2 separate regions of the Homo sapiens genome follow, and region 2 is linked to region 1. Evidence: read pairs that join two places in POLR2A ChIA-PET (ENCODE). Cell type or tissue: IMR-90. All regions are shown on one strand. Each heading gives the region's core, and the rest is flanking DNA. Links, peaks and the distances in the headings are about the cores only. Region 1 overlaps FARP1 (FERM, ARH/RhoGEF and pleckstrin domain protein 1). Region 2 has its middle 8.1 kb from the start of IPO5.

Region 1 (6,476 bases), core at 1,360-3,859:
GAGGACAGAATTCTCACTCATCTTACAGGCTCTATTTCTTACACAAACTGGGCTGGAAGTAGAAGCTTAGCGGTCACAGTCACTGAAGAGCTTCTTAATCTTTTTTGAGTCAGGACTTGAAGTCCTGTTTCATTATTTCATTCAAAGAAATTGATTGGCAATGGCCAGAGTTAAATTCAAAGGTGACATTAACACATTTCAGTGCCCAATAAGTGATTTTTCTGCTGGGTAGGAGTAGATACAGATGTGATCTCAGATACGTGAAGCTGCATACAGAGGGGCCCATCCACTCCTAAACGGGTCTCCAGGAGGCTTGGTTTGATCTACTAGATTTGGTGCCTCTTAAAGGGAAGCAATACAGCTTTTCTGCTGTGGGTTGTTTGCCACTAGGGGAAGATTCATTTCTATTCCAGCCATAAATTAGACCAAAGAGAGGGATTTGGTTTATTGCTAGTGCAGAAGTTAAAAACCATCTTCCTTTCCTGAGTGGTCTCTTAATTAGATTCTTTAGTTTTTAAATGTTAACTGGAATTGCTGAAGTTTAATTCCTGAAAGGGTTTAGTTTTTAAAAGGAGTACCTCATTTACCATATTACTGTGTTCTGAGAAATCTACAGTAATTTTTGTGTAACTTTTTTATTCAAAGAATGGATTGTTAATTGTAAAGCCATTTAGAAAGGCGAATAAAGTCAGATCTACTTTAATACATGTTTGTCTTACCAGCTTATTGATAAGCACTTTGTGGGATGTTTATGTGAGAACAGTTGATTTTAATGAGAAAACAGATTTTCAGCTCCCATGTTCAGTGTTTTATGTGACAAAATCATACACTGCAGCAACTAAGTAATACGAAGTGAGTACTTTAATTGAAACAATTAGAGTGACACAGGAGGCATTTTCTACTTGTGTAAACGCAAAGCTTAATTTTTAAAAAGCCTCCCCCAGTTTTCCTTCCTAAAGGAAGTGGATGATCAAGCCTGAGCTAGATAGAATAGCAGATGTGTATTTCATTATTAATACAAGAGGAATCTTTTTGGGTTAATAGAACTATTCTTTAGAAGAAGAACTTGTTTTGTGTTACAAAGGTGTTACATGGTTACTTACAGTAACAATTTCGAGCAGCACAGAAAATGCAGAAATGTATCCCATTCTTAGGATTTTTGAGATAAATTCTTTTTTTTATTTGGAGAGGGAGTCTCACTCTGTCACCCAGGCTGGAGTGCAGTGGTGCGATCTCGGCTCACAGCAACCTCCGCCTCCCGGGTTCAAGCAATTCTCCTGCCTCAGCCTCCCGGGTAGCTGGGACTACAGATGCACGCCGCCACGCCACCATGCCCAGCCAACTTTTTATATTTTAGTAGAGACGAGGTTTCACCGTGTTGCCCAGGCTGGTCTCGAATTCATGAGCTCAGGCAATCTGCCCCCCTCAGCCTCCCAAAGTGTTGGGATTACAGGTGTGAGCCACTGCGCCCGGCCGAGATAAATTCTTTTTTTTTTTTTTTTTTTTTTTTTTTGAGACGGAGTCTCGCTGTCACCCAGGCTGGAGTGCAGTGGCGCAATCTCGGCTCACTGCAGGCTCCGCCCCCTGGGGTTCACGCCATTCTCCTGCCTCAGCCTCCCGAGTAGCTAGGACTACAGGCGCCCGCCACCTCGCCCGGCTAATTTTTTGTATTTTTAGTAGAGACGGGGTTTCACCGTGTTAGCCAGGATGGTCTCGATCTCCTGACCTCGTGATCCCCGCCTCGGCCTCCCAAAGTGCTGGGATTACAGGCGTGAGCCACCGCGCCCAGCCCCGAGATAAATTCTTAATTCTCATCTGTAGATCAGCAAAAATAAGCTTAGTCTTCTGATTCTTGTAACTTAAAAAAAAATTAGAGTCTATAGTTTTTGTCTAGGAAACATGGTTGTCAGTTTTCATTGTTAGAGTCTCAAAATAAGTGGTGTGTGTGTGCTTGCTTGTGTGCCTGTGTGTTTGTGAGTGTTGTGTGTGTGTGTTTACATACTATACTCCCTCCTTCTCCTCTGGGGATAATCTAAAAAGCTCAAAGTTCTTAGTCCTGGGTACTGAAACAATGCTATAAGGGAGGCATTTAGAAAAGCTTAATTTTAACCAGGTACTTACACCACAAACAGAATGACATCACTAAGCACACAGCACGTTAGTGAACAGTGGCTTTGTCAGAGCTTTCTACCCAGAGCCCTGAAATGGAACATTGTTAATTAGCTTTAAAAAATCCAGCTGTTCCTTGAGCCCATGGATTCTGCCTGTGCACTTCCTGCATACAACCGTCTACACAGAACCGAGGGCTGGAACTCCTGTGTTTAAGAAGGCAGCTGTTCCTTGGCGGGGCACAGTTGCTCACGCCTGTAATCCCAGCACTTTGGGAGGCCAAGGTGGACGGATCACCTGAGGTCAGGGGTTCAAGACCCAGCCTGGCCAACATGGTGAAACCACGTCTCTACTAAAAATACAAAAGTTAACTGGGCGTGATGGCGCATGCCTGTAACCCGCATGCCTGTAATCCCAGCTATTCGGGAGGCTGAGGCAGAAGAATCACTGGAACCCAGGAGGCGGAGGTTGCAGTGAGCTGAGATCGCACCACTGCACTCCAGACTGGGTGGCGGTGAGACTCTGTCTCCAAAAAAAAAGTAGCTGTTCCTTTCTACACCTAGAAGACGATGCGTGCCATCTACCAATAGTGTCACGCCCAGGGTGTGTACTCTGTTGGTGGTGTGCAGCCTTCCACACCCCTGGCTGGGCCCACTTTGGCCCCCACATAGAGTTCTTTAACTGCCCTTTAAGAAAGTCACACTAAGCTCTAAATGACCAGGCCGGGTCACTAACGCAGACAGACACCCCAGTATGACTGGCTGGGCTATCCATCCCCGCAGCCCTGCTGGGGGAGTGGAGCTCACTGGGAGGACAGGTGGTGTGAAACAGAGAGAGCTATTTGAACTAACATGGGAGGAGGGAAGACGGAGAAGGATACAACAGACAGTGAGCTCAGGGCTCTGCTGGGATCCAGGGCAGGGGAGGAACCTTTCCCAGAGAAAGTTAGGAAGGTGAGCAAAGGTTGGTAGGTTGACCCCAGCTTCCACCTTCAACGGATTCCAGGCAGTTCACGAGGAGCCAGAGTGTAGATGATGCGGATTGGGAGCCGATAAGAAAGTCCAGGCAAACAGAAACAGAGAACAGGGGCAAGATGTCCGCAGCATCCAGAAGGAGGCCTCTTCACAAAGTGAATGCCACCAAGCCACGGATGTGGTCATCAGCTTCCAGCGATCCTTGTGAAGAGCTGTGTATTGAATGCTGGACACTTGATCAGCAGTCGTATGATAAGAATAAACCAGTTCTCAGAAGAGTCGCAGATTCCTGACACTAAGACCAGAAACACATCTCTGCCAAGGGTCCAAGAAGGAAACAAATTTTATGAACAAAAACCTTCGCAGCCTCTCTCAGCATCAGAGAGGCGGGTACCTCGGACCTGTCTTCCCAAACAGGCCAATGGGTGCAATCCCGTCCAGCCCAGCAAACAGCAACTCTAATGAGAGAAATGGGCCAATGACACCTCTGTCTAATATCTGGCATGAGTAAAGGATAGATTTTGCAGTACCTAGAAAAATAGTGAACCAGTTCTCTCTGAAATATTCTGTGATTTTTGAACTCTTTTCTACTGTATTTGGGTGGAATGAGATTTAATAGTGGACTCAGGGACACTGAGGGTAGAGGGAGGGGTAAGGAGATACCTCCTAGCAGTGATGTGAGCTGTTTCTCCCCGGGTAGAGGGCTTCCCCAAGGTATTTTCCTGTGGCCATAGACATAATACAGTATCCTTTTATAGGATGGGATAGTGTCAGGAAACAAAATGTCTCATGTTTTAAGAAATCATGAGAAGCTTCAGAAATACTTTTGGATATTAATGTTAAATCTAGGATATGCTGAGTCCTTACCACACTGGATAACACATTCTTCATGGATTCCGTATTTGTGAATCCACCTACTCCCTAAAATTTGTAGTCCCCAAATCAAGCTTGTGGTGCTTTCCTGGTCATTTGTGGACCTGCCCAGGATTACAGAAAAATGTGAGTTGCCCAATGTGCACATTCTCAGCTGAACTCAAATGAGGGTCTGCCTTCTTGTCTCAGCTCTCGCGCTGGAAACAGGTGCCTTTTTGATGATCTAGTTAGTGCCGTGATTTGTTTGCGTTTTCGTGCTTTTTGTTGGTGATTTCACTGTTTAAAATGGCTCTGAAGTGTAGTGCTAGAAGCACTGTCCAGGGTTCCTGAGCGCAAGAAGGCTGAGAATGTGCCTTACAGAGAAAACGGGTGTTAGGGAAGCTTCATTTAGGCATAAGTTCTAGTGCTACTTACTGGCCATTAATTCAACATTAATGAGTCAACAGTGTATATTAAGTAAAGTGTCTTTTAACAGAAACACACATTAAACAAATTTATATTGTTCAGTTGATGAGAATATGACAGAAGATCTCAGAATCTAATCTTGTATTTCTCCTAGACGCAACAGTTCAGTGTTCCCTAGTTCAGTGGTGACCATGTAGAGTGCAACTACAGCAAATAATGAGAATCGACTGTATTTCAACTAAGTGAGCACCCATGGGTGCTCATTTAGACGAATAGGAATTTTCAGGTATCTTTTGTGATGCTTTAATTGAATTATTTTACTGTTACAACTTTGCCTTTGGAAATATTGCAAGTATAGCTCCTTGTTAATGTACTTGGTGAACTTTTTTGGGAACATAAAATTTTTAATGATACGATACTTCTTTTATGTGACATGGTAAGAACTTAAACTCTTGTAAGATAGACGCTTTTTTGCAAGAGTGTTACAGCCCATTATTGAGGGAAGAGGTCTGATTTTTGCTTGAGGAATACATCATTAAAAAGAACTTCTGGTCTGCTTACTGTTTTACTTTTTCCTTGTGGCAACAGAGATATTTTGGCAGAAGTCTTGTGTTTCCCCACCATGTTCTTCACCCAGCTAATGGCCCATTGATGACACAGAAATTGTTTGGCTATTGGAATGATTAATGTCACTCAGGCCTATGTCTCGGGGAGGCAGGAAGGTAACAAGATGTACATCTCCCAAAGAAATATCACACAGGCCTTGTGTTTACACCTGTCTTTGAGCATTATAGAAGAAAAAAGACAGACGGAAACCTGAGGCCATACCGTTTCTTAGTGATGGTTCCCCGTGGTGGTATTGACAACATGAAATTCCAGGGGCAAATGAACAGTCTGGTTCCCCACCTCTCTCCCTTCAGTTACATATGCGATGTTTGACAGCTCCTTCCCCAAATTTCTTTTGGAAATCTTCAAAATTCATCAGGGTTTAGATTGTTGACCTGTTTTGAAAACCTAATTTTTAAGTTTTCAATCTTTTAAGCCTTGGAAAGGATAGGCATTTAATAAAAGAGAAAATAGATGATTTTATATGTATGAGAAAATACATCGCTTTAAATTTACTCGTGAGATTCACCAATGATTTCTGAACACCAAACATTGGGGTGGCCCAGTGACTTAATCGGAGAAACACAGACACTTTGAAAAGAAATGTGGGATTTAAAAACCTGCAAAACTGAGTCTGTCATTCTTTAAAATGCCATCTCAAGTCACAAAATAATGATGTTAAAATCTGAAACCATATGTGTTTTGAATGGTTTAGGTTCTAAAGAAAGGTACAATAATGCCAGTCTTTTGGGTTTGTACATGATTTGTTTCTTTCTCACATAATCTGTCAAAACTTTAAATTGTGAAATATGGCATATTTACAAAAGAGGCTATAAAAAGTGTAAGTATAGTTTAACAAATAAAAATATGAGGGCCGGGCACGGTGGCTCACACTTATAATCCCAGCACTTTGGGAGGCCGAGGCGGGTGGATCACGAGGTCAAGAGTTTGAGACCAGCGTGGCTAACATGGTGAAACCCCATCTCTGCTAAAAATACAAAAATTAGCTGGGCATGGTGGCAGGTGCCTGTAATCCCAGCTACTTGGGAGGCTGAGGCAGGAGAATCGCTTGAACCCGAGAGGCAGAGGTTGCAGTGAGCCGAGATCACACCACTGCACTCTAGCCTGGGCGACAGAGCAAGACTCTGTCTCAAAAAAAAAAAGAAAAGGAAAAAGAAAAAAATATATAACACTACCAGTATGGGCCACTCTCTGAAGACTTTTAACCCCCATCCCTTAAGAAGTAATCCCAGCCTAAATTCTGTGTTGGTCACTCATCTGCCTCTTTTTATAGTTTAACACATGTGTGTAATTCTAAACCACTGCATGATTTGGTTTGTAAATTACTGGTTCAGTGCCTGTCTTCCCCACTTAGCTGTAAGGAGAGGGATTGTGTGGCCCCTGGTCTTTGATCTGTCCTAGGCTCGAGCACAGTGCTTGGCACATAGCAGGGACTTCATAGATGTTTATGAACTTGTGAATACATAAATATGTTTATTCTTAGAAAAA
Region 2 (6,298 bases), core at 3,781-6,280, 300 kb before region 1:
CTCAGCTCTATGGATGTTTATTGTTCTTGATTTTTTTTTTTTTTTTTTGAGACAGAGTCTCGCTCTGTCACCCAGGCTGGAGTGCAGTGGTGCGATCTTGGCTCACTGCAAGCTCTGCCTCCTAGGTTCACACCATTCTCCTGCCTCAGCCTCCCAAGTAGCTGGGACTACAGGCGCCTGCCACCACGCCCAGCTAACTTTTTGTATTTTTAGTAGAGACGGGGTTTCACCGTGTTAGCCAGGATGGTCTCGATCTCCTGACCTCGTGATCCACCTGCCTCAGCCTCCCAAACCGCTGGGATTACAGGTGTGAGCCACTGTGCCCGGCCTATTGTTCTTGATTTTAAGCAGGCCTATCTCTAACTCCAATTACACAGTAATTGGCATGATCCCATTGTTACCTATGCAATGCATCCTATTTGAAGATAACTCAATAGCTTACAAGAGAGGAAAAGCAAACATCATTAACCACATTGCGTGGCTATAAGAAATGAGGTTGATTTTCCTGAGGGATGGTAATCTGACTCTGGACAGATTCCAAATTCCAAACAGGGGAATTTCCGTGCTCTTTTGAGCAAAGGTGGTACCCCTGGAAAATCATACAGTCTCCCTGCTTGGAAGACCATCTCTCCTTTAAGTGTGTCAACTTTTGCGACTATTGTTCAGTTTCCTAAGTTTCATGATGTCATTGATCTCATGAATACCATGAGATATTTGTTATTGCCTAAGATGCTTTAAATTAGCTTTATGGTTCTCAGAAATCACTAGACCCACACAAAAAAATTCTGTCTGGACTGCAAATTTTCAATGTCCTATTTACATTGAGCAGTTTAACCTCTTCCATTAGCAGGCAATAAATGTCATCAGTTTTTAATGAGTAAATACCAGATGCATGGCATTGTTACAGGCATTAAGGTGTAACAACGGAGAGATCTGACATGGTCCCTTGACCTCTGGTTCTACTCAGAAACATAAGACACCAGACATGGATGAAGCTGGAAACCATCTTTCTCAGCAAACTAACACAAGAACAGAAAACCAAGCACTGCATGTTCTCACTCATAAGTGGGAGCTGAACAATGAGAACACATGGACTCAGGGAGGGGAACATCACACACTGGGGCCTGTCGGGGGGTGGGGGGCTAGGGAAGGGATAGCATTAGGAGAAATACCTAATGTAGATGATGGGTTGATGGGTGAAGCAAACCACCACGGCACGTGTATACCTATGTAACAAAACTGCACGTTCTGCACATGTACCCCAGAAATTAAAGTATAATTTTAAAAAAAAGCAACATAAGACACCTTAACAATGAGAACAATATAGATGTGAGGGAAGTGGCAACTAGAAAAATGCTTAACAATTTTTATAATTAACATAGGCTTTTACAAAGCCAAATTTGGAAGAAAAATACTTTTTATTAATTTTTAATGTTATTGTAAGCTTTGTTCACATTAACCATGATTTCATTGAGCTTTTATTTTTATATTTCTTTACATTTTACTATGCCATATTCATTAAGTTTTTTGTTTTGTTTTGTTTCTGAGACAGAGTCTTGCTCTGTCGCCCAGGCTGAAGTGCACTGGTGTCATCTCCACTCATCGCAACTTCTGCCTCTCAGGCTCAAGCAATTCTTGTGCCTCAGCCACCTGAGTAGCCAGGATTACAGGTTGTCCCACCACACCTGGCTAATTGCGGTATTTTTAGTAGAGACAAAGTTTCGCCACGTTGGCCAGGCTGGTCTCGAACTCCTGGCCTCAAGTGATTTGCCCACCTCAGCCTCCATAAGTGCTGGGATTACAGGCGTGAGCCACTGCACCCAGCCTATATTCATTAAGTTTTAAGAGGAGATGATAAAACCAAAATGAAATGAATTTTAAAAATAGGTATCATAAATTTTCTTTCAAGGAAAGAATTGTTTCAATAACAGCACTTTTGTTGTGAATCATATATAAAATATTGTTATAATATGTGCATTACAGTAATATTTACTTGTTTAATCATTCAGTGAAAACACTGCTTAGAGAGAGGTAGGCAGATTATATGATGCCCATTTTATAGAAAAGAAAATGTACTCAAGAGGTCATGTGACTCTCCCAAATCTTACCATGAGTCATAAAAGCAGAGATTAAGTTTCCTGACTCTCAGGCCTTTGCTGTGCCCACTTCATGCTGTGTTCACTGATTTTAAAACTCGACTCCCTCAGTCTGTTTCCAGCTTCTTTTCATAGCTGATTACAGTTTTGCCTTCCACGGCTCAGAAAAGTGTTTTCATTTGTACATGTTCATGCTTTCTCAAAGGATGCCGACATTCATCACAGGACTTCAGACCTGCAAGGGGTCTTTGAGATCTAGTCCACCAGTCTCATTTTATAGGCGAAGAATCTGAGGCCCAGAATGGTTAAGAAGCTCCAAGAGAGGTAGAAAGGCAAATAATGGCATAAAAATGAATCCTATAAGAAAAGGTTAAAGGCACTGAAATCGTTTCCTCCAAATGGCTAATATAATAATGGCCTTTGAGTATTAGATTTATGATTCAAGACAAGGAAGTTTTTTACTCTTCTCTGTCTCTACCAAAAACAAAACAAGTGTTTATTAGAGTGAGCAAAAAGAAAAATACTAAATATGGGAAAGAATTTTCTGGCAAGACACAGTGGCTCATGCCTGTAATCCCAGCACTTCGGGAGGCCAAGACGTGAGGATCACTTGAGTCCAGGAGTTCAAGACCACCTGGGCAACATAGGGAGACTGTTTCTACAAAAAAAAAAAAAAAAAGTTAAAATTAGCCAGATATGGTGGCTCATACCTGCAGTCTCAGATACTTGGGAGGCTGAGGTGAGGGGATCACTCAAACCCGGGGGGTCAAGACTGCAGTGAGCAGTGATCACACCACTGCACTCCAGCCTGGGTGACAGAGCAAGATCCTGTCTCAAAAAAACAAAAAGTAAAAAAAAGAATTTTCTGGCAGCCAGGAAGAAACCTAGAGAGTTTTCTTTTTCATTCTTTCTTTCTTCTTGAGATATAATTCACATACCATACAGCTCACTCATTTCAAGGACACTTCATGGTTTTTAGCATATGCATAACTGTGCAACCTTAAGTATAATCCATTTTAGAACACTTTTATCCATTAAAAAAACACACCCTTTAGCTATCATTCTCCTGCCCCACCCCCAGCTCCACTGGCCCTAAGCAACCATTTAGTCAACTTTGTCTTTATAGATTTGCCTATTCTAGTTCATATAAATTAAATCATATAATATGTAATCTTTTGTGACTGCCTTCTTTCCCTTAGTGTACTGTTTTTAAAGTTCATCCAATGTTGCCGCATATATGAGTATTTCATATTTCTTTCTATTGCTAAATAATATTCCATTGTATGCATGTACCACATTTTATTTATCCATTCCTCAGTTGATGGACATTTGGGTTGCTTGCACTTTTTTTCTCTTTAGAAACAGGGTCTCACTCTGTTGCCCATGCTGGATTGCGGTGGTGCAATCATAGCTCACTGCAACCTTGACCTCCCATGCTCAAGTGATCCTCCCACCTCAGCCCCCCAAGTAGCTGGGACTACAAGTTCCCTTTTCTCTTGGGTATATGCTAAAGAGCAGAATTGCTGGGTCAAATGGAACTCTGTTTAACTTTTCAAGAAACTGCCAGACTATTTTCCAAATCAGCTGCACCACTTCACATTCCCGCCAGTAGTGTAAGAGGATTCCAATTTCTCCACATACCCACCAACATTATTATTATGACTTTTTGATTATAGCCATTTTCGTTTGTATGAAGTGGTATCTCACTGTGGTTTTGATTTGCATTTCCCTGATGACTAATGTTGGGCATCTTTTTTTTCCCCCCCGAGACAGTCCTGCTCTGTCACCCAGGCTGGAGTGCAGTGACACAATCTCAGCTCACTGCAACCTCCAACCTCCACCTCCCGGGTTCAAATGATTCTCCTACCTCAGCCTCCTGTGTATGGGCATCTTTTTATGGGCTTATTAGCTATTTGTATATCGTCTTTGGAGAAATGTCTATTCAGATCTTTTGCCCATGAAAAATTTCTTTTTAAAAGGTTAGGCCAGGTGCAGTGGCTCATGCCTGTAATCCCAGCAATTTGGGAGACTGAGGCTGGTGGATCACCTGAGGTCTGGAGTTTGAGACCAGCCTGACCAACACGGAGAAACCCCGTCTCTACTAAAAATACAAAATTAGCCGGGCATGGTGGGGTGGCACCTGTAAGCCCAGCTACTCGGGAGGCTGCGGCAGGAGAATCACTTGAACCTGGGAGGCGGAGGTTGTGGTGAGCCAAGATCATGCCATTGCACTCCAGCCTGGGCAACTAGAGTGAAACTCTGTCTCAAAGAAAGAAAGAGAGAGAGAGAGGAGGAGAAAGAAAGGAAGGAAGGAAGGAAAGGAAGGGAGGGAGGGAGGGATGGAGGGAGGGAGGGAGGGAGGGAGGAAGGAAGGAAGGAAGGAAGGAAGGAAGGAAGGAAGGAAGGAAGGAAGGAAGGAAAGAGAAGGTTAAGTGCAGATTAGACTCTTATTCTCTGGGTTGCTTCATATCTAATCCTCTCTTAGATAAATTATGTAAGTCCTAATTGTATCAATTAGAGTTCTTCTGGCCCTTTCTAGTTCAATAAATCTATAGTTTAAAAGAATTTTCATATCTGAAGTTTGATTTTTGTAGAATACAAGCTGAAGACAAAATGCTACAAAATGTCCCCTCTCCCACAGAGATGAATTTTTGAGTTGAGAGTCTGTGGAGATGCATTTCAGGAAGATCCTTTGTTTCAGGGGCAAGTCCTACAGAACAGAACAGGCTTTCAATATTGGTGCAAAACCTGGCACAGATCAGGGCCAGTGGGCCAAGGGGCTTCATTTCCTCTGGCATTTTAGAATGATTGCCTGAAAAAAAATAAACCTTGCTTTTGTCTGAATTACAACATGATGGGCTGATTCATCTTCAACCCCCACTGAAAGGGTGTAGCTGAGTTGCTTCACCAAATATATGATGTAGCATGAAAATATGCGTCCCAGGAAAGGCAGTTCGGCAGGGTCTCCGTATAAGAATGCTCAGCCTTGGTGGAAATGCCAACACTTGGCTTCCAGGCCTTTCCCTTCCTCTCTAAATGAGTTGCTTCATTTATATGTGAACACTTTAATTTTTCTTTTCTTTTTTTTTTTTTTTTTTTTGAGACAGGGTCTCTCTATAGCCCAGGCTGGAGTGCAGTGGAGCGACCTTGGTTTACTGCAACCTCCACCTCCCAGGCTCAAGTGATTCTCCTGCCCTAGCCTCCCCAGTAGCTGGGATTACAGGCGCACAACACCACGACAGGCTAATTTTTGAATTTTTACTAGAAACAGGGTTTCGTCATGTTGGCCAGGCTGGTCTCAAACTCCTGGCCTCAAGTGATCCACCTGCTTTGGCCTCCCAAAGTGCTGGGATTATAGGCGCAGGCGTGAGCCACCGTGCCCAGCTAAAAATATTTTTTCAGTTGGATTTTTTCTTTTTTCTTTTTCTTCCCCCAAGACATGGTCCCTCTCCATTGTCCAGGCTAGAATGCAGTGGGGTAATCACAGCTCACTGCAGCCTCAGCCTCCTGGACTCAAGCGATCCTCCTACCTCAGCCTCCCAAGTAGCTGGGACTACAGGTGTGTGCCACCACGCCTGGCTAATTTTTTTATTTTTTGTAGAGGCAGGATATTGCTATGTTGCCCAGGCTGATCTCAAACTCCTGGGCTCAGGCAATCCTCCTACCTTGGCATCCCAAAGTGCTGGCATGAGTCACCATGCCTGGCCCTAAGTTGTATTTTTAAAGCCTGCAGGCTCAACATTCAAAAAACTAAGACTAATGATATTGAAAGGGAAATAAGTATGTACCTGTTTGTATGTGGATAGATGTGGTGTTAGGTTTAGGAGTTAGAGTAAAAAGTTATGACTACTTCAGGGGCACCTAAAGGCACCACAGTTAATCACTCGAACACAATATAAGCTCATTGAATATTTTAAGAAATAAGGACAAACATTTTTCTTCCTTTCTCTTCCTTTTTTTTTTTTTTTTTTTTTTTTTTTGACAGAGTCTTGCCGTGTCACCCAGGCTGGAGTGCAATGGTGCGATCTCGGCTCACTGCAACCTCCGCCTCCCGGGTTCAAGCAATTCTCCTGCCTCAGCCTCTCAAGTAGCTGGGATTACAGGCACCCGCCACAACGCGCGGCTAATTATTTGTATCTTTAGTAGAGATGGGGTTTCACCATGTAGGCCAGGCTGGTCTCGAACTCCTGACCTCGTGATCC

What was found. ChIA-PET counts read pairs that join two places held together with the same protein. Peaks named below come from ENCODE experiments on the same cell type or tissue, not always from the same donor. Only the 100,000 strongest peaks of a DNase experiment are listed, where the experiment ranks them.
Region 2: POLR2A ChIA-PET joins it to region 1 with 18 read pairs; 2 of 35 experiments call an interaction of 5 or more read pairs at or near these places.

Annotation. Positions count from the first base shown.
Region 1 is chr13:98,244,602-98,251,077 of GRCh38, forward strand. The region is part of intron 2 of FARP1 (FERM, ARH/RhoGEF and pleckstrin domain protein 1); the gene reads left to right. Among named protein-coding and RNA genes, the nearest start is that of MIR3170, 39 kb to the left of the region's middle. In IMR-90, for the core only: no CTCF peak of the experiment used is centred there; no DNase peak of the experiment used is centred there.
Region 2 is chr13:97,942,429-97,948,726 of GRCh38, forward strand. No RefSeq gene overlaps it. Among named protein-coding and RNA genes, the nearest start is that of IPO5, 8.1 kb to the right of the region's middle. In IMR-90, for the core only: no CTCF peak of the experiment used is centred there; a DNase peak (open chromatin) is centred at 5,003; H3K27ac peaks cover 1,129 bases.